Regions from separate parts of the Homo sapiens genome. Here all the other regions are linked to region 1. The links are chromatin loops, found by intact Hi-C in ENCODE. Cell type or tissue: heart right ventricle. All regions are shown on one strand.

What was found. A loop is a pair of places that touch in the nucleus more often than their neighbours do. Peaks named below come from ENCODE experiments on the same cell type or tissue, not always from the same donor. Only the 100,000 strongest peaks of a DNase experiment are listed, where the experiment ranks them.
Region 2: a loop joins it to region 1, with 2.8 times the contacts of the local background. A loop is called at or near these places in 51 of 110 quality-filtered maps.
Region 3: a loop joins it to region 1, with 2.3 times the contacts of the local background. A loop is called at or near these places in 4 of 110 quality-filtered maps.

The regions. Positions count from the first base shown.
Region 1 is chr5:67,146,401-67,154,400 of GRCh38, reverse strand. It overlaps MAST4 (microtubule associated serine/threonine kinase family member 4), which reads right to left. Exons shown (of 29, transcript NM_001164664.2): 24 at 4,812-5,012; 25 at 1,535-1,764; 26 at 821-943. Among named protein-coding and RNA genes, the nearest start is that of CD180, 46 kb to the left of the region's middle. In heart right ventricle, a CTCF peak has its summit at 4,275 (motif pointing right); no DNase peak of the experiment used is centred here; H3K4me3 peaks cover 1,022 bases; H3K27ac peaks cover 1,460 bases.
Region 2 is chr5:66,983,539-66,991,538 of GRCh38, reverse strand. All of the region lies in intron 4 of MAST4 (microtubule associated serine/threonine kinase family member 4), which reads right to left. Among named protein-coding and RNA genes, the nearest start is that of MAST4-AS1, 17 kb to the left of the region's middle. In heart right ventricle, CTCF peaks have their summits at 3,195 and 3,397 (motif pointing left); no DNase peak of the experiment used is centred here.
Region 3 is chr5:67,097,538-67,105,537 of GRCh38, reverse strand. MAST4 (microtubule associated serine/threonine kinase family member 4) reads right to left here. Exons shown (of 29, transcript NM_001164664.2): 8 at 4,946-5,103; 9 at 2,927-3,002; 10 at 963-1,172. Among named protein-coding and RNA genes, the nearest start is that of CD180, 95 kb to the left of the region's middle. In heart right ventricle, no CTCF peak of the experiment used is centred here; no DNase peak of the experiment used is centred here; H3K27ac peaks cover 527 bases.

The DNA.
Region 1 (8,000 bases):
TCAATATATACATTTCAGTGTATTATTTCTTATTCTAATGTTGTGAACAGACATATGATACTATCTAGAGATATGCTGTCGCAGGAGCTGTTCTGCATAAAATACAACGCTGCTATAAAGAATGAAAAAGACAAATCAAATAACTGAACAGAACTATCTGAGAGCTATCTGAGAGGATCAGTGTGTGTCCTTTCTCTCTCTCCATTTACAGTCATGCTTCCTGTGACCTTCTTACTCCATAGGCTATATTCTGCTTACATTTTAAGTAGAAATTGATCCCTGTTTAAGTTAATTTGTATGGTGGGGAGGGAGGCCTAATAATTGCTAGAACTTCTTCTTTCAGTACCACTTATTTTTTATAATTTATAGTACATGTGTATATATTTACAATTTTATCTTTCAAAGGAACTCTAATTCTCAGACTAAACCTTCAGATCAAACCTCACAGTTTAATACAATTTTGTCTTCTAGTATACTAGAATGAAACCTGTTAGAAGTTCCTGAAGGAAGTCACCTTCAGGATAGGTGACTCTCCAAATAGATGTCACTGTGTAAGGTATATAAACAAAGAGAATTCTTACTACTTACAATTTAGAATGAGAAGCAAAATTAAATTAGGGAATGAGTATGCAGATATAAGGACATTATTTCATGACATAAAACCAGAGAATTCATAATATCTTTGTCTTTAAACTTGAGACTAATGAATACTTTCTCAGTAATCAGACATGGGTGTGACACAGGGAAATCAATCTCCTGGTACTAGCCCCTTTGGGCTGCCTGTCTCATCAGCATGGCCCTGACATAAAACATACAATACCTTCAGTAGGAGTTCTATAACTTCTGTGTGGACAAGTCCATGCACTGGTTCTCCATTGATGTGAGTGATAAGATCTCCAGCCTTCAGTCCTGCCTGGCATGCCGGACTTCCTTCTTCTACATTCTAAAGTCCAAGAGGAGAGGATATTTGTAGGCAAACAAATGACTACTCTAACACCTACTGTGTCTTCTGGGAGAATAATGAGTTAATTAGCAAATGTCCTAAGCCTCTAATAGAAAATCTAACAGGTACGTTTACTATTCCTATTCTATCATTATTCTAAAATAGGAAACTTTCTATGGTACTTAGAAATTTTCAGGTGATTCAGACTGAAAGTACCAGAGCCACAAAGAAAAAAAAATGAATGACCAAAACATTTCAGGTGATTTGAGAAGGTCATTTTTAAAAAGAAGGCTAGGAAAAAATGATAAAATAAAAGAAGGATGGAAATAGGATTGCCTTTGACTATGTCTACCAGCTTGGTATGTAAGAAAGAACAATCGAATATGAAAACTGGACAGAATTATGAGATATTCGTTTTTGCTAAATTCAATTCCACCATACACATACAGGGATGGAGCTCTAAAAGGAAAATGAAACAGGTCGCAAATGCAAGCTTAAAAGTAAATATATTTGCTATTTATCAGCCAACCTATCCACTCTCCAGCTTGGCTGGAAATGAAAAATCCCAAGTGCGAGACATGCAGGTCTTACCCAGACGATATGGTGCACTGTATAGATGTCACTGTCTCCCACATACACCCGGATGGCTCGGATGGTAAAGCCGTAGTTCTTCCCCGAACTGTGGATCACAATCGGCTGATGTGGACTGGCAGAAGCTGCTGAGGAATCTCGGCTGGGAGAGGAATCTCGTGAAGAAGAAGGGTCCGAGGACAGGGAATGGGGAGACATTGGACTTCCCAGAGGGGAAACAGCAAACATATCTGTAACAAAGAAGCCAGTCATCAAAGCCCATGTGGCTCACACAAGCATCCATGCAGGCAACCCTCACCCCATGAGCCTTGCCAGGACTGGGGGCATAGTCACAACACAAATCCATTTGTTTCCAATAGCAAAATGAAGATGAAATAATACAAAAATGTTTCTATCAGTAACTAGCATGAATTCCAAAACTGTCAAACTTCAAGAGTGTTGCTATTTTAACTAATTTTTCAGTTAGGAAAGAGAAAGAAATTTCAATACTCTCATGTTATAATTTTTTAGTTTCTATGCTTATTAAAAGACACCACAAGGATTAGCCTCTGGCTGTGACATTTTTACTTAATGTTTTATTTTAAGTAAAGAAATAAATCATAGATGCATATATTTCAAGTATGTCTTCATGTGGAGAAGACTGTATGTATTATATTAACAGATACTGGATTCCAAATTCTTCACTAAACAATTTTAACATGGTCCTTTTCAACACACATGGCCAGGAAAGCAATTTATCAATTTACCAGCTGATTTCTACAATGCTATTAAATGAATACTGATTAAAGAATTTTAACTGGCCGGGTGTAGTGGCTCACACCTGTAATCCCAGCACTTTTGAGAGGCCAAGGTAGGCTGGTCGCTTGAGCCCAGGAGTTCAAGACAAGCCAGGTAATATGGCTAAACCCTGTCTCTACAAATAATACAAAAAATTAGCCAGGAAAGGTGGCATGTGCCTGTAGTCCCAGCTACGTGGGAGACTGAGGTGAGAGGATCACCTAAGCCTGGGAGGTCGAGGCTGCAGTGAGCCGTGACTGTGCCATGGCACTCCAGCCTAGGCGACAGAGCAAGACCCTATCTCAAAAAAAAAAAAAAAAAAGAAAAAAAGAAGAAAAAAAAAAAGGAAAGAATTTTTAATCAGGAAAACAATGAAGTGGTGACTTCTCTATAAATGAATAACATTACTGTGGTGACAACTGATTCTCTACATATATTACTTGCAATTCTAATAAGGTTTCTGAGAGGCTAATGCAGGTGAGATAGAGAAACCTGAAGAGAATCTCATTGCATATTCCAAAACACCAAATCTACTGCTTTCTTTGTTTTAGAAGCAAACTGCTATGCTCTGAATGTCTGTGTCCCCCTAAAATTCCTATGTTGAAAACTAACCCCCAAGGTAATGGTTTTAAGAGGTGGGGCCTCTGGGAGGTGATTAGGTCATGAGGGCTCTGCCCCTCATAAATGAATTAGTGCCCTTATACAAGAGGCTGCAGAGAGCTTGTTCTTCCCTTCTGCCATGTGAGGAAATAGAGAAGGTGCTGTCCATGAGGAACAAGCCCTTGTCAGATGCTGAAACTGTCGCCACCTTGATCTTGGACTTCCCAGGCTCTAGAACTGTGATCAACAAATTCTGTTATTTATACCTTACCCAGTCTAAAGTATTTTGTTATAGCAGCAGAAATGAATGCTTTTTAGTTCATATCCTTGTTTCATCTACGTGAATCTAAACAGATCTTAACTGGTCATGTGAAACTGTCTGTGTGTGTGTGCACTTGAGAAAAGGCAGAATAATCTACAAAACATGCTGCGGTTTAAACATGAGCTCGGTTGGAGCCAGGCTACAAAGTTCCCAGTGCTACTGAAGGCTCACCAGGGTGTGGTGAGTTCCATTGTGGCTACCGTAAGCTGAAAGTATCCATACTACCCACTATTTCAATTCTTATGCTTGTTCAAAGAAGAGCAAAGCCAACTGTATCATGACCCATGCTCCTTCCCTCTCTGACTTCATGTAGCATCTTGGCTGTCTTCTGCTGGCTCTCTTCTGTCTAATCAAAGGACAGGGGAAGAGATGCATGCTGGCAGGCAGGGAACTTCAAGACATGCAGGTGGGAGGAGGTCACTGTGGACACACATAGATCCCAAACTGCTGAAAGGCCAGGCCCCCACTTCTTTACCTTCTGATGGTCTCCCTTATCTCCCCAAATCAAATAATTTCCTTGTTCTACCAAAGTACGGGCTTCCTAACCAGCTTTCAAAACTGCACTGGCCCATATCCAACTTACCTTCCCATCTGTGCAGCTGCACCAGGACCATCATCTTCAGCTTATGAAGAGTCACACAGACTAGGGATACAGGTGTTTGTTTTATGGTGCTAAACAGGACACCTCCCAGAAACTGAATCTGCTAGATTGAGCACTACTCCCAAATGAGCATTTGTTTATGTCAAATTGCTTTCTGCACAAATATGAAGCTTCAAAAACATAAACAATGCCTTTTATACATGATCTGTTTTCTTCCAAAAACAAGCCATCTGCAATATAATTCGAGTCCCATTCTACTCTCTTGCTGTCATTTGAGTGATATCACAACCATCAGGGTGTATATTTCATTTCTGCCAGTGGGATTACTACAGAGTTAGTGATCAGTAGTGGCAAAACCAGTTTGTGGGAAAATACTACAATTCAACAAAACCTTAATTAAGCCCAGTTTTCCAAAACAGGGCAGAAGATGATTTGCTACCAGTAGGAGGAAGCATAGCTCAACTGACAGGGTTGGGAAAACCTAGAATTTCAATGCTGTCTGTGACTCTATCTCCAGAAATGAAAAGCTTAACTATTTTCCTCATTAATTAGATGAGAAAAACTATATACTTAGCTTTCCAACACAAATGTTGTAAACAGCTCTATAAAGTGTATAAATTATACATACTCTAGAGAAAAAAAATTATTCAAGGAAGGAAAATTTATCATTTAACTTGGAGGGAGAAAAGAAAACGAAAGGAAACAAAACAGAAACAAGCTTTCATGGGAAGGAAGCCTCTCTTGTACCCCTGATGCAGAAAGTGAGATGAAATAGGCCAAAATGCTCCTTGGCGGCCCTACAAATCCTGCAGGAAGAATTCAGAGTCTGCAGGCAGAAGCTCTCAAGAGCTGTCCTGGGACATGACCCGTTATTACTTCAAGCAATCTTGCATCTCATTCAGCATTCCAAATTGGGAGAGGAGGGATGGGACCACATGCACAAATCACACAATTTCATGCAAGTAGTATCTCTCTACCTCCTGGGATCATGAGGGAAAGAGCACTGGCAGAGAGGGACTTTGTGACTTTCCCCGAGATTTTCTTTTTTTCTGTGCTTTCTAATCGCTGCCGAGCCATGTGAGAAGCGGGTTCACTGGATGGCTTTGAGGAATTATCTGTACTGTCCACACACTCGCTTCGTCCATTTATCTGATCCAAGTGCTCTGAAAAACTGCCAACTGTACAAAGAAGAAGGGATAAACACATTCAGGAAAATCCAGGATAGGAGAGGTGGGAAGACGGGAAGAGAGAGACAGCAGGAAGAGTAAACGCCAGAGAACATACTCCTATGTGGCCAGTAAGTCCAGACGGTGTCAGGCGAACATTAACAACATGTGATTGCTTTGAGAAAGGTGACGTGGAGGAGGAAGAGATGGAAGAGGCATCTATTCAGGCTTCATTCTACCTGTACACAAGTCTGCTAATTCTCAATCCATGACTCCATGTAACCAGAGGAATTAGTTTCTTTCAACAATCTATATTTTTGAAACCTTGCAGAGATAATTCTGGTGCCCCTACCCCCCCCATACCATGAAAGGCTGTGCCATGAATCAAATATTACCTCCCAAACACCATGGCCGCCCACTTCATACTGTGATTACCTTATGATACTGATGATTATCATTATCAATGCTGTTAATTATAATTTTGACCTGTGGACATTTTTTCATCACTCCCTGTAGACTTACGTCTGTGCTGTTAGAACACACCTCATACTAGGCTGAGGCAAGTAACTGATAGAAAAGTGCCTAAAGTGTCTCTTCTCACTTCTCAGGCCATATGCCTCCTTTCATTCTAAGCTCCCTGTACATTTCAAAGGACAAGCAAGACAAAGGATATTACTCCCTCCATTACTCAAGTTCACTTCATCCTGCTGGCTTTTAATCCAGTGTATCATATGCTGATCCTCCCTCATGCTATTTCCTCTCCCCTCTAAACCACACCTTCTTTACTTTTAATTTTGTTAATCTTTAATATAAACTGGAGTTATTTTTAACTTAAAAAAAATTAGGGCTTCCCTCAACAACGGAGCGTAAGAGAGGATAAATATGGAGGGGGGTGCAGAAATGGAACATCACTGACCCTGGTCTGGTGAATGCAGAGGCCGAGAGTAAAGAAAGCTCTGCAGCAGGGTGACATTTTGAGTCCCCCAGAAGGAAGCTGAACAGCTATTCCTTTTGATTTGTCCTACTTTTTCTTTCCCAGGTTATCGGTTTTCTATCGTGTTTTTCTTTAAAAACATCATTGATAGCACATTTTTGTCCATCCAGGAGAGAAAATGCTCATCTCATTTTACTTCTACATGCTACATTATAAGCCCCATGTGCTTAAAAATCATCAACTGTCTCATCACCTTTAGAGATACAATCCATGCAGAGTATTAACACCACTATAAATGATCCTTTGAAAGAGCGGCCAGCACATTTCGAAGTGCTGACCATATGACACTGTTTGCCTGGGAAAGAGTTAGACTTAGACTCAACTAGCATTTCTCTTACACTGCTGTCTATATACCACTCAGTGGTATGGTTGTAGTTTGGCCCACGCTCATGGACAAAGTTCAGATCTTACAGCTGTGGTCTAGGCTAAGGGTAGCTGGGAACTTGGACAGCAGCTTTAGTCATAGCACACTTTGTGGTCATCTACTGTGCATATGTACAGGAAAAGATTCATGGACTTCCACATAACACCCATCTGACCAACAAAGGGAGATAACCTTAAGGCAAATATCAATGTTTTTACTCCTATATGCTAAACTCATTCTCATTTAACAGAATATTCCATTCTCTTACAGAAATCAGCTACTGAAGGTCTTGATAAAAACTGCTTCACAAGTAATAAATCTCATCTCACAAAACTTAAGCTTCCCATTGAGTAAGGTACACACTTCCTTCTTTGTAATTTGGTTTGGATGGGATCACTGACAAGTATAAAATGAAAAGCTGAATCTCTTTACAATGAGTAATTGTTGGATACGTTTGACCCCTACATCTAAGACTTCAAGACGTTTATTTTTCATGGCTTCAAACACAATGTAGTCATGATAAAAGAGAAACATGTATAAAGTTGTACTTCCCTAAATGCCAGAGTGTGGATATACAACCTTGTGTCACCTCTCCCTCTTGCCTCTGCCATCTTATTTTGCAGCACTGCATATAAGCGTGAGCTTCTTTTCTGCCAATGGTAGATAATGTCACTTTAATGTTCTCTAAATGTCAAGGGTTCCTTCTTTTTGGTGGTGGAGCAATATAAAAATCAACAAATTTAATTTTACTACAGTCACGGTTTTCAGACTTCCTAATTACCCTTGGCTATAAGCAAATCAGCTCATCTCTCTATTCTGCACAGCCCCCAAGGCCTTTGATTATTTTTAGTGTGCGTATGGGGGAGAGAGAGAGAGAGAGAAAGATGGTGTGAATCTATTAATCAAAATGCATGGCAGGACCTAGGTGAATTTTTTTTTTAATTATGAAAGTAATCAATCAAATGCTTAGACACGATTCCCCTCCCTTCCCCTCCTACCTTTCCGGTAGTGAGCAGGCTGAGGAGACTAAGAGATAGTAAACAGTTCACTATATTAAGAAAAAAATTTTAAATGGAGGTGAATATACTCTATTCAGAGTAAGGTAACTAAGAACCAGATAAAGGCCTTTGTAACCAGGAATAGAAAATACCAAGATATCTACATATGATCTGAGCATCAGCATGAACTAGAGATGGTCAGGCATCTTAGTCTAATAGGTTGCCTTTACACTACTTCCTCATTGCTGTTCTCTTGGCTTTATGATTAGGATAAGTGGAATTACGCAACATGAAAACAGAACTGAAGTGAAGACAGAGAAGAAAATCCAACATTATTTTCCCCCACAATAAACTATAAGCACATGTGAAGCTTCACAGATCCAAACTTCTTAGTGAGGTTGAAATAAATCCAGCCCATAAAATTTTTCCTGAAATGATTAAAAAAAAGCTTACACTATGAATATTCAGTTAGTTTAAAAAATGTTGACGAAAAATCTTGGAATCATTCATGGTTATCAATACAGCATATTGAACGTAGCTTAATGAAAACATTCATTACAGCAATTCTAAGCCATATACATCTCTCATTTTTTGAAAAAGCATAAATGCACATACTCTATAGAAGAATATGCTGTGCATAAAAT
Region 2 (8,000 bases), 160 kb after region 1:
GCTTTACTGGGGAGTGAAGTTCTTTCAGCTTTATTGTGGAGTGAAGCCTGCTGCACATAATGGAGAACACTGGCCCAGTCACTCAAATCACAAAGGCTATTTCGTATGTGCTTCAAAGATATAAGACAGGTAATATTCTGGGTGAGTCTAACACTCATCTATCAACATGGGACCCAGGGGTTATGCCCATCATATAACATGTAAGTATCCAAACAAGGGCAATTTTCGAGGAGAAAGGAAAAAGAACTCTTGGTTCTTTTTTGGCATTTCGTAAATATGAGCCATACCAAAACTACTGAATTTTTTTCAACTTGCTACTCTCCAAGGGAAGCAAATGAAAGAACAAGTGGGAAACAGTGAACAAATGAATAGACCAGAATATGCAAACCAGCCAGCCAGTTTTTCTAATGGCAAAGTATCAGCAGACTGTTTCATGCCTGTAGTCTCTGTAACATCCCTTCTCTCAAACCACTGATACTTCAGAGCAGTTTAGGACAGAATTTCTTCTTTGAGTGTGGTAGCAATTTAAGGTCCTAAATTTCAGAGTCATTATTTTTGAGAAGCTTTCACTCAAATAATTCTGAACCTATTTTTTTAATCCAAAGAATCAGCCTTTCATAGGGAATAACTAAATTCATAACTATTTCTCTAAGAAATAGTCCAATAAATAAAACTATATCTGTTTCCCCAAAGAAATCACATGTACTCTATCTGTCAGATTCCAGGAAACTCTAGAACATATTTACACCTATAAGCTTACAAGTCAAGTAACTTAAGAAAAAGTCTCATAGAGAAACATGACCAGGTAAGTTTATCAACAACTGAGACAAGTAATACAGAATGCTCATATGACTCTTTAAATTTGAATATAAACTAACTTAATACATAGCTTTTTTGTGATGGGGAGACAAGGCTTCTGTCTCCCAGGCTGGAGTGCAGTGGCATGATCGTAGCTCACTACAGCCTCGATCTCCCTGGATCAAGTGATCTTCCCACCTCACCCTCTTTGGTAGCTGGCACCACAGGCATATGCCACCACATCTGATTAATTTTAAAAAATTCTATGTAGAGACGAGGTCTCCCTATGTTTTCCCAGGGTGGTCTTGACCTCCTGGGCTCAAGTAATCCTTCTGCCTCAGCCTCCCAAAGTGTTAGGATTATGGGTGTGAGCCACCACACCCAACCTAGACTATATTTCTGAGGTTTATTATAGTTTCTAGTTCTGTGATCTTGGATAAGTTACTTAACCTCTAAGTACCTTAGTTTCCTATTCTGTAAAATGGGAATAGTAGTACTTACCTCATAGGACTGTTGCTAGGATAGTTAGTATTTTTTAAGTATTTAAAATTTCCAAACAAAATCAATAGTTTCTAAGGCCATATACATTTTTAAAGAGGTCTTTAAAAGAAAACAAGCATGAATAATAGAAATCCATCGATAATTCATAAATTTTATTTTATAAAATTAACTTCTTACCACACTGACTCTTCCATAGATCTGTCAACAGCTGGCAAATTCTAAGTCTCAATCCTCTGTGTCTCCCTGTGAAACCTGTGAGGGCTTGCCGGAGAGCACAGAAATGCCCTAAGGTGGAGATCAAGAATAAAGCTACAAAAGCACATTTCTCAGCTCATTTATTTATGTGTCTGGTCTCTGAATATTCTGCCATTGATTACAAATTTTAAAATTTAAAGAATGAGATGAAATAAAAATCCTTTAAAACAGAGATTTAAGATAGTTTTAAAGTTCCTTTATATTTTTACTAAATAAAACTACCATATTTTATATATTCTAGAAAAATGTTTTATTCTTCTTGGATTGAAAAAAAATTTTGCTTAGTGTGACTGTGTTGTTTATTGAAAATTCTTGGAAACTCCCTGAAGTTTGTCCAAAACTATATTTCTTTCTGTAAGGGAGCTGGTTTCAAAATGTCAGTGGGGAAAAAATTATGCTTCACCATATTCACAGGGCTCTGCTTGTTTGTGGATAGGGGTTTTGATCAAAGCCACAGACCTGCATTCCTGCTGTGCCTCCATTCCTGAATACCACAGACTCTGCCCAGTTTGCTTGAATGAATTCTGAGCTGCCACATGCCTCAGTGAGACAGTGAAAACTTCAACTCATCAATGACTGGGTCAAACCACTCTGAAGACAAGCAGCTCTCCCACGTGCTCAACACTAGGACTATTTCTGAAGCCTTGATGAGAATAACTGACTTCCTGAAGGGAAAGTAAGGAGCCTAAACCTGATTATGAGCAAGGAGGTATAAGGAGGGGCAGGTGCGGTTTGAAAAATGCTTCTGTGAATCCTAGAGAAGAGGCAGGATCCAAGGCCATTTAACAACGTGAAGGTCCTAGAAACTTACCTTTGGAAGCCCCATCTGACATACTACCAAACAAATTAAAACACACCAACATCCCACATTACCTTTTTTTCCTCTAAAATATAAGTATTTTATATTTTCACTTCAAATCTCAGTAATCCTCACACACACTGGGGAATTCTCATGAAGTACAAAGATCTAAAATAGAAATTATTTTCAAATACGTTTTTGTGAGCATTAAATTTAACAATTAATGAAGTTGGTATATTATGTTTACAAATATGTCTTATTTCCCTGAATAAAGCTGTAAGCCACAATCTGATTCTAGAAACGTTAAAATGTGAACCATGTATGTGTTCCTGGGTAAATTATGGTATAAATTTTGATTCTACAGTTTTCCTGTTGTAGTTTTCAACCAAAATATCTCTCATCTTTGTAGACTCAAACTTGTCAAAATTCTGTGAATGTCTCTTCGTGCTTGAGAAACTGGGCATAAGTGGAAAGGCAGTATTGTACAGTGCTTGAGAACATAAATCCTGGAGCCACTGCCCATGTTTTTAACCACAATATCAGTAGTTTCTAGTTCTGTGATCTTGGATAAGTTACTTAACCTCTAAGTACCTTAGTTTCCTATTCTGTAAAATGGGGATAATAGTACTTACCTCATAGGACTGTTGCTAGGATAGTTAGTATTTTTAAAGTATTTAAAACAGTGTCTAATATTCCAGAAATGTTAGTCATGTTACTGTTATTTTATACTAACAGATAAAATAGTTCTGGAAGAATCACTCACTTCCCCCAACAAAGCTGCTTGCCCATTGGAAGCTGTCTTGAAGGAACTGGTTGAACCCCAAATTTCAGGCAGATACACCCATATATCAAGCCCTGGTCCAATATCCTTAATTCTACCTTTTCCTTCCCAAAGTTTTTTCTCTAAAAGAGGAAGAAGGGTAATCCCAATGCTAAGGATAACCCCCTTCAGATTAAAGGTCAGTGACAGAATCAGAGAGATGAAGCACGTTTTCTTTCCCCAGAATAAATACTAGAGTCTCTTCCCTCTAGTGGCTGAAGTATACAATTACAATGCCCCCAGCCAACTGTCATTCTTAAAATCTGTTGTAATGGAAATAATTCAGAGGATGGTAAACTTAAGTGAAAAGTCAGCTTTAGGCCAGTGGAGAGCTAGGCACAAAACAACAAAACATTGAGTTTTTTTTAAAATAAAGCAGTATTAAACATTTGCACAGCGTCATAATTATTAACCTCAGCATCACAAAAAGAGCAACTTTAATTAAACGCAACCACGTTGTAACTATTTCACACTTCCATGTCCTAACTATAGTCAGTGTAATCCTAACTACAGTCAGTGTAATCCACATAATAAATAGCTTTTTGTTTCCCTAAGTTTTTTAATGGATGGGGCTCATTAGTTTATATAATCATCCCTAAAACTAGGACAGCACTAGCACTGTCACTCTGCAGTAAAATATTAATCCTACCAAACCAAATATTTGACATGATCTGTACGGCTTGAAATATTTTCCTTAAACCATTAACTTCTCAGTGGTATAGGGAGACAAAATAAAGAGAAAGAAAAATACCACATTTTTTCAGTACAGTTTTGTTACATAAGGAACATTTTACAAAGGAAACTGGATTTTCTTTAGGAGTATTGAAATTAAACACCATACTTTAGGGACCATTTCTCAGTCTGTTACTAGAGAAGTTTCTCTGAACCTGCAGAGCACCTAAAAAAAAAAGTAGAAAAAAATTACAAAAAAAAGGGTATTATAATTATTTTTGAGCAGTTTATGTCCTAAGCCATTTCAGGCATCCAGGCCTCCAGCTCATCTGAAAACTTCTGATTTTCAAAACACATTGCACATGACTCATCAGCATACTCTATATGCTAGATACTGATGAAGGAGGGTTACACCAAATCAACTGTAAAAGTGTGACTCCTTTTTCGTCTGTAAAGTCACTTAAGAAAGCAAAAACATGTCACCTTCAAGACACAGAAGAGCTTCTGAAAACAAGGCTCTCGTTTCTTTCACATAAACTTTACACATACTTATATACATATTTGACTTAAAAAAAAACCTCAGCTAAAATATGCCCATTAGAAAAACATTTATTCTTTCAGGCTATTAAATATACAAGCATTGAGGAAGATTTGCTCTAGCACATGCAACACCATGAAGAATCTAGTAAGTTTATATAATCTTACACTTCTTTAAGATTTTGAGAGATAAGAGCATACACATGTACATGCATATTTGTTTGAAACAAAATATAGACACGTTTAGCTGGACGTGGTGGCTTATGCCTATAATCCTGGCTTCTCAGGTGGCTGAGGTGGGAGCATTGCTTGAGGCCAGGAGGTCAAGACCAGTCTGACCAACATAGCGAGACCCTATCTCTAAAAAATAAAAAATTAGCCAGGCATGGTGATGTGCACCTGTAGTCCCAGCTACTCAGGAAGTGGGAGGATCAACTGAACCCAGGAGCTTGAGGCTGCAGTGAGCTATGATCGTGTTACTGCCCTCCAGCCTGAGCAACAGAGTGAGACCCTGTCTCAAAATAAATAAATAAATAAATATATATATATATATATAAATTCATACATATATATTTTTAATATATATATGTCTATATGGAAAGACAGAGAGAAAGTACTGGAAAGGAAACAATATGAGCTTTGGATATGTTTTATTTAATGTGGTGGCAATTCATCCAAGGGGTGATGTTCTCCCAGCATTTGGACACACAGGGCTAAAAATAAACAGAGAAAAAGACAGAGTGATATGATGCACATTTACAGATTTTCTTTCTAAAATAAAGAGCAAGTATTTCTCTGTGTAACAACATATGGATCCATACTTTCTATAAAAGTCAAGTCCCGCTTGGGCTCAGTTTCCCTTTCCAGACTCTGCACTTAACACTTCTTCCTTGCCCTTCCCAGCTCTGTGCTCCCCAGGGACCTGCCCTGCACTCTGCTCCCACTGTGACCCTGCCCTCCCCAGCAAGGGATGCCTCGCTACCTCCTCCTCTCTTCCTCATAGACAACTTTTCAAACTTCTACATCCTGGTGAAATGGAATTAGACAGAATTAATCCTCTTTCCTCTGGTCTGTTATTATATTACAGCTGTTTTTGTCTGTTTTCCTTGAGGGAAGGTCATGGGTCACCCATCTTGGTATCCCAGCCTCTACCGTGGGATCATTATTGGCAATCAATATATGTTTACAGGATGAATGAGTAGTTCTACACACTGTGCTGTCTACATGTAGATGACTTGAGTCTTTTTTAGAAGTAGGTGAGATGCAAGGAGTCAATGAAGCTCAGGTTTCCCTTGTTGCTATACCACCTGCTGGAGTTTTCACTACTATGCTAAATACATTGCCATTTTATTTTTTCTAATTCAACGACATAGGAAGCAGCCCCACATATGAAAGTTATTTTTACCTTCTCTGCCTTTGTTTTGATTCCCTTTCCCACCCCATACACCCTTGTTCCACTTACCCCAAAACCTAATCTTTCCTCTAAGCCCAACCTCGTATCTTACCTACTTCAAAGTCTCTTTCAGCTATACAGACACACACAAGCAGGCTACAGGTTAAAGGAAAATAAATAGGTAGGTTATAAAATCATTCCAGGCCTACTGCTCAGATAAGGCAGGCACTAAAAATAAACCTGATTTGGTAACAAAGAAGGGAAAGGCATCAAAAAGGAAAGTTCTTCCGTACCTTTCAAAGATCCAGAACTCCAATTTGCCCAGCAGGAAAATCTAGGGCCCCTCAAGCTGCTGGCATGTTAAGGGCCTTTGTCTTTGATTGAACATTTCTTCCAGCACCTGCATTCTACCTTCTACTCACCTACCTCTCCTGAACCCTCCCCAAAATGGTCCTTTAATTCCATGGTCTGTGCACAGATGGGCAGAGACCTTTCAGCATCTGACATTTCATATCCTCCTAATGAAGGATCAGCATCACTCCACACAGAAGACCACTCTCCTGTGTGAAACTCCTCCTTCATTCCGCTTCTTTGAAATCACCTGGCTGGTCTTCCTCCTAATCTCTGGTCATGCCTCCTCCAGATCCTCAGCATGATATTTCAATCTGCAGTGTCTCAGGAATCTGTCCTGAAGCTACTTCTCACTAGTTGACTTCATCCAGTCCCCTGGCCCTGTACACCACCTACTTTCCTAAAAGTCCCAAATTTACTTCTCCAGACCTAACTTCTCCTTAGAATTCCAGATTCCACATGAGTATCATATAAAGATCTCAAATTCAACACAAACAAAACAAAACTTTTAATTTTCTTCCACGATCCTGCTCCCCGCCCTCTCAAGTCTTCCCCACCTGTGTAAACAGAACCGTGATCTTCTGTTCATCCAGTGGACAATCTAGGACCCATCCTTGTTTTTGCTGTTTCCCTCAATGCCCCCCGCCCCGCCCCCATCCTCCAACTCATCCCTTGGCAAGCCCTACACATTTCCCCCTCAGAACACAGCCTGAATCCATCTACTTCTCTCCAATTTCACTATTTACCCCTGTAGTCCAAGGCAACATTCTCTCTCATTCTAAGTTACTTTTTGAGCTCTATCCACCCTCTACACAGAAACCAGGGAAACTTTAAAGAGGCAAATCAGATTATGTTATTACCCTACTTTACAATATCAAGTGTTTTCCACGTATACCTATGTAACAAACCTGCACATTCTGCACTTATATCCCGGAACTTAAAACAAAAAAATAAAAATATCAAGTGCTTTCTTTCCATCCTGCTTAAAGGAAAGCCCAATCTCCTTACTCCAACTTATGAAGTCTTGTGGACCTGGCCCTGCCTCTCTGCCCACTCATCCACATGTGTGCCCTGTGCCCACACCACTCTTCTTTAGCTTGCTTCTGCCCTGGGTGGCCTCTTTACTTGGGAGGCTTTTGCTTTGGTTTTCTCATGGCTGTTGCCTTCTGGTCATTTAGTTCCAGCTCGCATGCCACTCCTTCAGGAAGAAAGAAGCCATGGACTCCCCTGTTTTACTTCTCTGCAGCTCACTTGTCACTCCTCCAGTGTTTTTCTGGTTTATGTTACATCCTCTTCTCCAAATCCCTGCACCCCACTGGGATATAAGCTCCATGAGAGCAGAGACTTTCTCTATCCTGTCTGTCACCGTATCCCTAAAGCCTAGAACACAGCCTGGCTGGTGGTAGCTTCTCAAAAACACTTGCTGAAATGAAGATTGTGTGAATGAATACAGTGCCTCCTCTGTGTTACCACTAAGCACTGTCAGCCAAAAGATTTTGAGAGGCATGGTCCAGGACTTCTTTCTCTGTCCTCCTCTGTTTGAATTGAACAATATTTCACTCTGTAAACCCCACTATCTGAAGTCATAGGTTACATCTTTGTATTCCTTCAGGAGCTCCACCTCTACTAAGGCTTTGTGTAAAGTCATAACACTGGCATAAAACCTCTGTTGACAAATCACAACATTACACAATGAAATAACCAAATCACAACATGACAAAAGCAAATACCTCTAATCCCTCCCCATTCCCCTCCCCCTCAGTTTTGTAGAAACTATTTACTAATCATTTCCCCTGTGCCTGGTACTTAATGATCCTCAAACATGGAAAGATTAATGTGAACTTCCCCAATATACAGATGAGGAAACTGGCACT
Region 3 (8,000 bases), 49 kb after region 1:
TGGACTGCAGTTGGTTGCAATGTGAGAAATCGGGAAAGAGTATAGAAGGCCTAGAGGGCAAAGGGGAGAAAAGCAGCGGCTGCCAGCCAGAGAAGGATCTTATCTCGCCAGCTAAATTCTGCAGGGGCAAGGATAGATAGAGTTCTCAAAAATTAGGATGCTAATATTTTCCTTCAGTTTTCTGCAATTATTTACATATTCATGTCTAGAGAAAACTATCTATAATTATGTTTGCAAAGGCATAATTTGTGCCCTGTGAGATACAAAAATACAATATATACAAATACATAGACTAAATAGGTTTCATTTTAGGCTGTGGCTGGTCAATTTCAGCCAGAAGAGCAATATTATACATGCATTCCATTCCCCCATACAGACTCTCTTCCTGTCCTGGGTGTTATCAAGTGCTAGGCATGCAAGTGTTAGGCCTAGACAGGTCCTGTGTTTATCTGTCATTTTGGAAATTGGATATTTTGTTAGAAGAAGAACTGACACTAATGAAAATATAGGTTGCCATTCACTACTCAACACCACATGCAGGTTAATTAATAGAACACACAGCCTGGAAGAAGCCAGCAATTTTCCATTTAGCTTTTTCAGATATAGAACTAGATAGCATCATCAAATAACACACATACGCTCAGGCAATTTATAACTTTATGGTTAAAGGGGGAAAAAATCACTGCTTCAAAATCCTTCACAATCCACTTATCCTAGAGTCATAGATTGTTGGGTCCTAAGATTCCTGTAAAGGTTATTACATTAATTTTCTATTACTATAAATAAAGACCAGAATCAATTTATAGCAAGTAGCAATCAGGTGAGTTTTTTTTTTTTTTTCCTTCTTTTTTGCTTCTCTGGAATGTGAACTCCATTTCATGGTTATAACTTGTAAGCAAAAAAAAATTTTTTTCAGGGAAAAGCAAAATAAATCAGAAAACTATATGGTACATGGTTCTTACCTCCTGTAGCAACTTATCTAATTTGTGCTGTAATTCAAGGAAGTATCGTGAGGTGATGAGGCCCTGGTGGGATTTATCCAAGCAATCTCGAGCCAGTTCAATAATCTGGTGGTGAGTGAAACTAAGCACTCCATCTGCTAAGGGTAGAACGTTGTCAGGAGAGTAGCTGGTGATAATTTCCTTTAGACGTTCTTCCATCTGAGCTGTAGCCTATATAGAGAAGACACACATACACAGATGTAATACGAGGAAACACACATGTAAACAATTCAATCATCACATTTTTACAGCATTTTCAGAGACCTCCACAAGTTGTTAAATGGGATTCTAGAAATCAAATTTAAAAGAAGCCTCACTTCTGATAAAATAATGGTACATACATGTCATCAGACATTTGTCTGAACCCATTGATTATACAACACAAAGGCTGAATGAACCCTAATGCATGTTGGGGGCATTCATGCATAGCCTTCCCAGGTACATGGGAAATCTCTGTACCATCTGCTCAATTTTTTTGTGAAGCTAAAACTGTTCTTAAAAAGTTGCTATAAAAAAGCAGCAGCCTCAGCATGTGAAATACAGATCTGAGGGTACATAAGTGAAATCAACATTTCAGAATGATAATCTCCCTTTTCTGTGTTCTATCAAATGTAAAATGGTCTCTGTAAGCTTCTTCAAGTAACTCAGATTGTATCTGTGAATTGTTACGCTTTCATTTAAGATCTTGGGCTCTTTCAGATGGACTGTCCAAAATATCAAACATTTCTTTATGTTTTTGTACTTAAACATCAGGTTGTTGCTAGAGTTCCACAACCTAAGCTAAAAATGTATCTTTCGGGCTAGGTTTTAATGTGCCAGGAGCACACATCTTATATCATCTTCTTTTGCCACAAAGCTACATCCTATGTAAAAGTCCCAGGGGACTCCCTTGGTAAAATAAATCTAAAATTTCCTTTCCAACTTTCATTTCATTCTCTCTGGTCACCCACTGCCTAATCCATATTCCTTGCTTACATTAATTATATATGCAGGGAGACTCCCTCTCCTTCCTCCCTCCTCCTCCCCTCTAATATCCTAACCTGCATTAACTAGGTTAACAGTCAGTATCTGTTTCCCTGGTGAGCAAGTGACATGTGATAAATAGCTAAAACAGCTTTAATCAATGACATCAATGTTGGGTTAGTTGCAAATAATAAGTACTCTACTCTTGATTTATGAAACCAAAGATTTTCATTTGTTCTCCTGTTTAGGGCAACACAGGCTGTGGGGGTGGATCGGAAAAACGTGGAGAGGGGCCTTCTCCCAAATGTGCAGAAATGCTTTGGTGGGAAAGACGTGGAAACAAGGTGAGCTAATGGGACCATCTGAGAGCAGGTCCTTGCAGCCAGGGGCTTGGCAGCAGCCCTTCACAATTGCTCTCTCAATTCATGTTCCTTTACCAGTCTAACTGGAGAACACGACAACTGTGCCTTCTCTTCTAAATTAATAGGTTTAGAAATACAATGTCTAAAGAGATAGGAAATCACAGAAAAGTAATGTGGAAAAACAACAACAACAGCAACTCTCATGACACACCAATCTACAGGCTTCTAACGGAGAAAAACAGTCTCTACTTAACAATGTGGCAGCAGGCCCAGAATATGGGTACAGAGTGCACAGTCTAGAGGCCTTTCAAAGTAGACCCTCCCTACGGCACCTCACCAGGCCCACCCCGTGTGTGGTGCACAAGTGGCAGGTTCACTTTAGAGCCAGCTCAGCACACGTAGAGCACAGCTAGTTCTCAGCAGTTGTTAGCTTAACATTTTTTTTTAGTTATTTTCTCTTTCTAAGAAGACTATGGAGCTGTTTTATGCAAATCATTACTAGATTGGACCCTTACTTCCTATAACAAAACAACCTTACAGACTCTAAACCTATGGTGCCTGTTCGTTTAGATGCTAGGCATCTTCAATTCAATTCATTACCTTTGGGAACCTTTCTTTGTAGACATGGTTCATCATAATTATTTCATGGTCACAGCAGGCGGGAGAACGTCCAGGGCTGCAAGCAAAGCAAATTACCCTTTTAAACTTGCCACAGCATGAAATGAAAATAAGCTTTTTATTTATAAACAGTCAGTTGCATCAAAAGTACTATGCAACCTTTGTAAGAAAAGTATATCAGATAATAAACTACAAAATCAGTCATTAGTACACATGCACACATACATTCCCATAAACACAAAGATACTCTGAATAGGACTGAAAAAGAAAGCTCAAGAAGTGGAATGCCACAAAATCATCATAGTTACAATACAATACTAGTTCAGAAAATGTTTGTAAATTGAAATTATATTCTGCATGTAGTATGAGCTTGCATAAGATCTGGAAAACAATTAACAAACTGCAAAATAAAATAAAATAGGATAGCTACAAAGAGCAACATCTAGGACACATTTAACAGTATAATTTCACACTTTTATCATACACCTGCGGTCTGCCACACATCACTGAAGAAGTCTGAAAGTCTTCCATGGCACAGGTGTCATAATTGAGATCCATTTTCTAGCCTAGCAAATATTTATCTAGGATGCTGAGGTAGGCATTATGTATTATATGAAACAGAGGCATACAACTATTGTGCATTCTTCTTTACTCTTTCAATAGTAGGTTTATCTTCCTTCCTAGTGATATATAGTTGTGCAACTTCGGTGTGTTTATATTCCTAAGTGGATACAGCTTATACTACGCACCTTAGGAATTCCTTTAATAAAACAAAAAATGGCACCAATGTAGTAAAACATGGTGCCTGTAGATGAAATAGTAAAACCAGCTGTTAATTCCATATCTCAGAATAATCTAACATGTCTCACAATTATCCAGTGTGGCTATATTTAGTATTAGTTTATGAGACTAAGTAAAGACAAAAAGTACAAAGGGAAATTGCTTCTCATTAAACTTTGATATTCAACTGACCGCCTAATAAATAAGCTATTTTTTAATATAATAAAACCTTAATATATCAAAGTGCACTAATTCTATAGCATAAAGATCTCATACTGCAGCGGATAAGTGATGCCCTATCCTGATCCCTCCTTCAAAGAAGGACCTGTTGCCCGGCTTCTGGGAGTGCTATCCACAGAAACCTTCAGCTGCCAGTCCCTGCAGGGATGGCATCAGCTGCAAGGAGTCATCTCGCCTGAGGCTGAGTCTTTCCCAGGGTGCCACATCCAGTGAGGGACCCAGTGACTGAGGTAGGGATATAAAAGAAGTCGCATTTGGCCCAGGGGAGCAACTCTGCTGAGTCCTGTCGTTCCCGAGCTCTCCATGGAGTCGGCTAAGGCTGCTGGACTTCTCCCTCTGTCCAATCCTGCCTCTCCCTTCCCTCCCACAGGTGCTAATTTCGAAAGCACTCCCTAAGAAACATGCTGAACAAGAAGCTCTGTTTTAGATTCTGCTTCCTGAGGAAACAAACTCACAGTAAAACTGGCCCTACCCAGTGTTAGGTGGACTACATTTGGCATCCACAAACTTCAGGTGACACAAACTCCTAAAAATGTGTTCACAGTCTTAGAGAAAAGTAAGACTTACGATGGGAAGAAAGAACAAAGATATTTTGTAATATGGAATCTGGAATTTTAAAAAATCCTCCTATTCTTGTTGTCCTTCTATTTCCACGAAGCTGTTGCCTCTTAACATAACAACATTAACTGCTTTTGCACTGCCTTGAAATTTCCAGTGGCTAGATGTTTTCATAGGTAGTCCCAAGACCATCGTGATTACTACTGCTGCAATCAGCAAATTGTGAGAACTGAAAAGGAAACTTATAAGATGCCTTTCAATGGTAATTAACAATATTATGTGTACATGGAAACATCACACTATATTTGTAATAGTTTGCAAGTCAGTTAACACACATATGACCTAAAGGACCGAAGTGTTCACTCAAAATGTTTGAAAATAGAGAATCCAACTAAGTAATGGTTTTCAGCCAGGCCCACACACCTCAGACTTCGGGAACGGGGGCGCATCGGCGTGTTCCTGCATCTGTTCTCAGTGGCGATGCTTTCGGTGGTACAGAAATGTTTTGATAAGAAGTGTAACTCGTCTGGTGTTGGTTGGTATGGTAACTGATGCAACTTCTCCTGGGAGGAACAGGATGACTGAAAAAAACCAAAGTGAGGTCACATAACTACCTCAGAAAGAAACTCTTCAAATGAACAGGAGAGATCGATGAGTTAAACTTGGACAATACCACCATTTTTATTGTTTCTTTTTCATGTTAAAGTTATAAGAACGACTGCCTAAATGTATAACTTGATGTTCTCTCTCAGAGTTCAAAATGCTTTCCATATTTTGCCTCATTTGTTTATAATTTCCCAAAAGATAGTTTTCTCTCTGGAGAAAACCCAGGCTCTGAAAATGGATCGGAACCAGTCAAAGCCAAAGCAAGAAAGCGACCACTGGAGTGACATTAGGGAGCACTGTATCACAGATTAGTTCTCAACTGAACATGGCACCCCCGAGTTTACTGCTGCTCAAAATCAAATGCGGACTTTTAGGTAAATAACATGAAATAAATGGTATGATATGAGATCGTCAATAAGGCAATGAAACCTCTCTTTACAATGCATCAGTGTGTGGCATGAGTAAAACGGGAGGGATTAAAGAAGATCCTTTTCCCAATAAAGCCACTGTCTTAAAATCTGGAATTGAATTTTCTTTCTTCCTTTTCTTTGGAGGGAGTAGGGGGCTGAGATTATAACTTAAAATAAAAAAAAAAAACCTTCAAGTGGTGGTGAATTTTTTGTTCCATGCCTGTAGATTTGCTTTTTGAAAATCGTCATTCAACATTTGGAACAAGGAAAGACAGGAAAGATGAACAGCTAAATAACCCTGCTTTTAATCAATCTGAAACATTTAACTAAAAAGCAAAGAAACTAATTGTTTTCATTTTCAGTCAGAGGTAAACTCCTTAAGTAATTCTAATAAAAGAGACTCAGAAATTTTTTAGTAAATGGAAACATGGTTAGAATAAGCGTATTTTGAAAGATACTACTTATTTTAAAATGTCAGTTCTAGTAAGCATTTTTTTTAAAAATCATTATATTAAGAGTATCCTTCATAAATACTGAAACATTGCAATGCAGCAAAACTAGAAATTAATGCCTAAAGCTTAAAAATTATTCCTATAACTTGAAATTATAAAACATCTTACTAAGTACATATTGAGACAAAGAGGAATTTTTATAATGTAATGAGATTATTTTACAAGCAATAAAAAAATGAGAGCACTACTAGACTTATGAGATAAATCAAAGCTGTATTCAGTAAGTATAGTCATGGCCTTAAACACTTCTCACTAAGAAAAAAGAAATAAAACACATGAACTAAATCAAGTCAAGAAATCAAGAAAAAAATAAAATAAAATCAATGCAAGCAGGAGATAAGCAGTGGTGATAAGAGGAAAGATAAGGAAATTAGCAAATAGACAAACAGAATTAAGAATCTATAGATATGTTTCAAAGGTAAATCAATGTCCACAATCCTGTATCCAAGATTTCAAAACCCACAAACTCAGAAGTTTGTTCCTAAGTTTACAGTAATCTCTTTTGGTGGCAAAGCACCAACTGAACTGATGGGAAGCTGTTTAAAATATTTATTTAATCTACTTAGTATGAATGTTGATTCAAACTGCTGCAGAAATATTAATATATTTGATTATGAGCAGCTGGCCCCACTGTTGCTGGTCTGTTATGTACAGAACAGGGATGTTGCCTTTCTAAAAGTGAAAATTCCAAAACACACCAGGCTCAAGATACCATGCAACTGTACTTGCACAGGAACAGTATCTATTGACTTCAGAGAAGGGTCCAAAGAATGAAGATTTACACAAAAAATTATGCTGCTAGTTCTTCAGGCAATTAGAGTTCCAAAACCATGTTCTGAGTCATGATATCATTCAGTAAGCATTTAGTCTCTCCAGGTAACCATTTTGCAAAGGATAGTATTCATATGCACATACAAGTTTCTACTTTTTATTAAATCATATCATTTGATAGACATACTTCATATTTTTATGAGTATTTATATTCTTATTTCTGTACTTTCAGCAGAAAATAATTTATCTGGTAAGAAACATACGGGAGAATGTCTTCCTACTGATACAATTCTGTAGTACTTATTTCAAAATTAAGAATTATCTGAATATCACATTGGAAAAGGTCCAAAAATTAATTTTAACTGCAAACTGTGATGTTTCAAGAAACCACAATACTGAATATTCTCTGGGATGACTGATTTACTTCATCTGGCTAAATCTTTCAAATTTCCGAATATAGCATTTTTAACATTTAGCAATTTTGCAGTTTCCATAATAGCCAAAGGATACAGATATTATAATGTTTACATTTCAGTCTGGCACTCAGACAACAGCTGAAATTATCTGTAAAGTTTAAACTATATTTTCAAAATGCTTGCAATTTTATTCGTATATATTCTACATTTTGATTTTTTAAACAGTTAAAGTAAATTTCTGATTGGCTAAATGACTAACAGTTAACCCAGGGAAATAAGAATCTAAGAGTGATTCAGCTTAGCTTTAGAAAAGAAAAACCTGCAACTACTAAGAAGTTTTACACAGTTTTTGCCCTAATATTTAAAGAATAGAAACACAAAGAAACTGAGAAAAATAGAGAAGTAGCTTTCCTAGTTTTCGCTCATCACTTTTATCAACAATCAATAAGGAGAAAAAAATAATTGAACTTTCACACTACAGCACCTGCAGTCCGTCATCTAAATAGTTCCTTCTCTCTATTGGCAAAAGGAGTAATTCTGGAAGCTAAAATTTCATTTTGGAGGAAAAAATAGGAATATTGAGCCTAATAATTATATGATACTAACGTCTTCAATAAAATAAACACTTCAGAGAAGAGCTGTTAGAAACACAAAGTATGTGTGTATGACTAAAAATGGTCTTGGGGGTGTCTTCCGTAGGCACATACAGAATTTAGAGACAGCAACGATTTCATTTTGACTGACGACCAGGTCAGCTTTATTA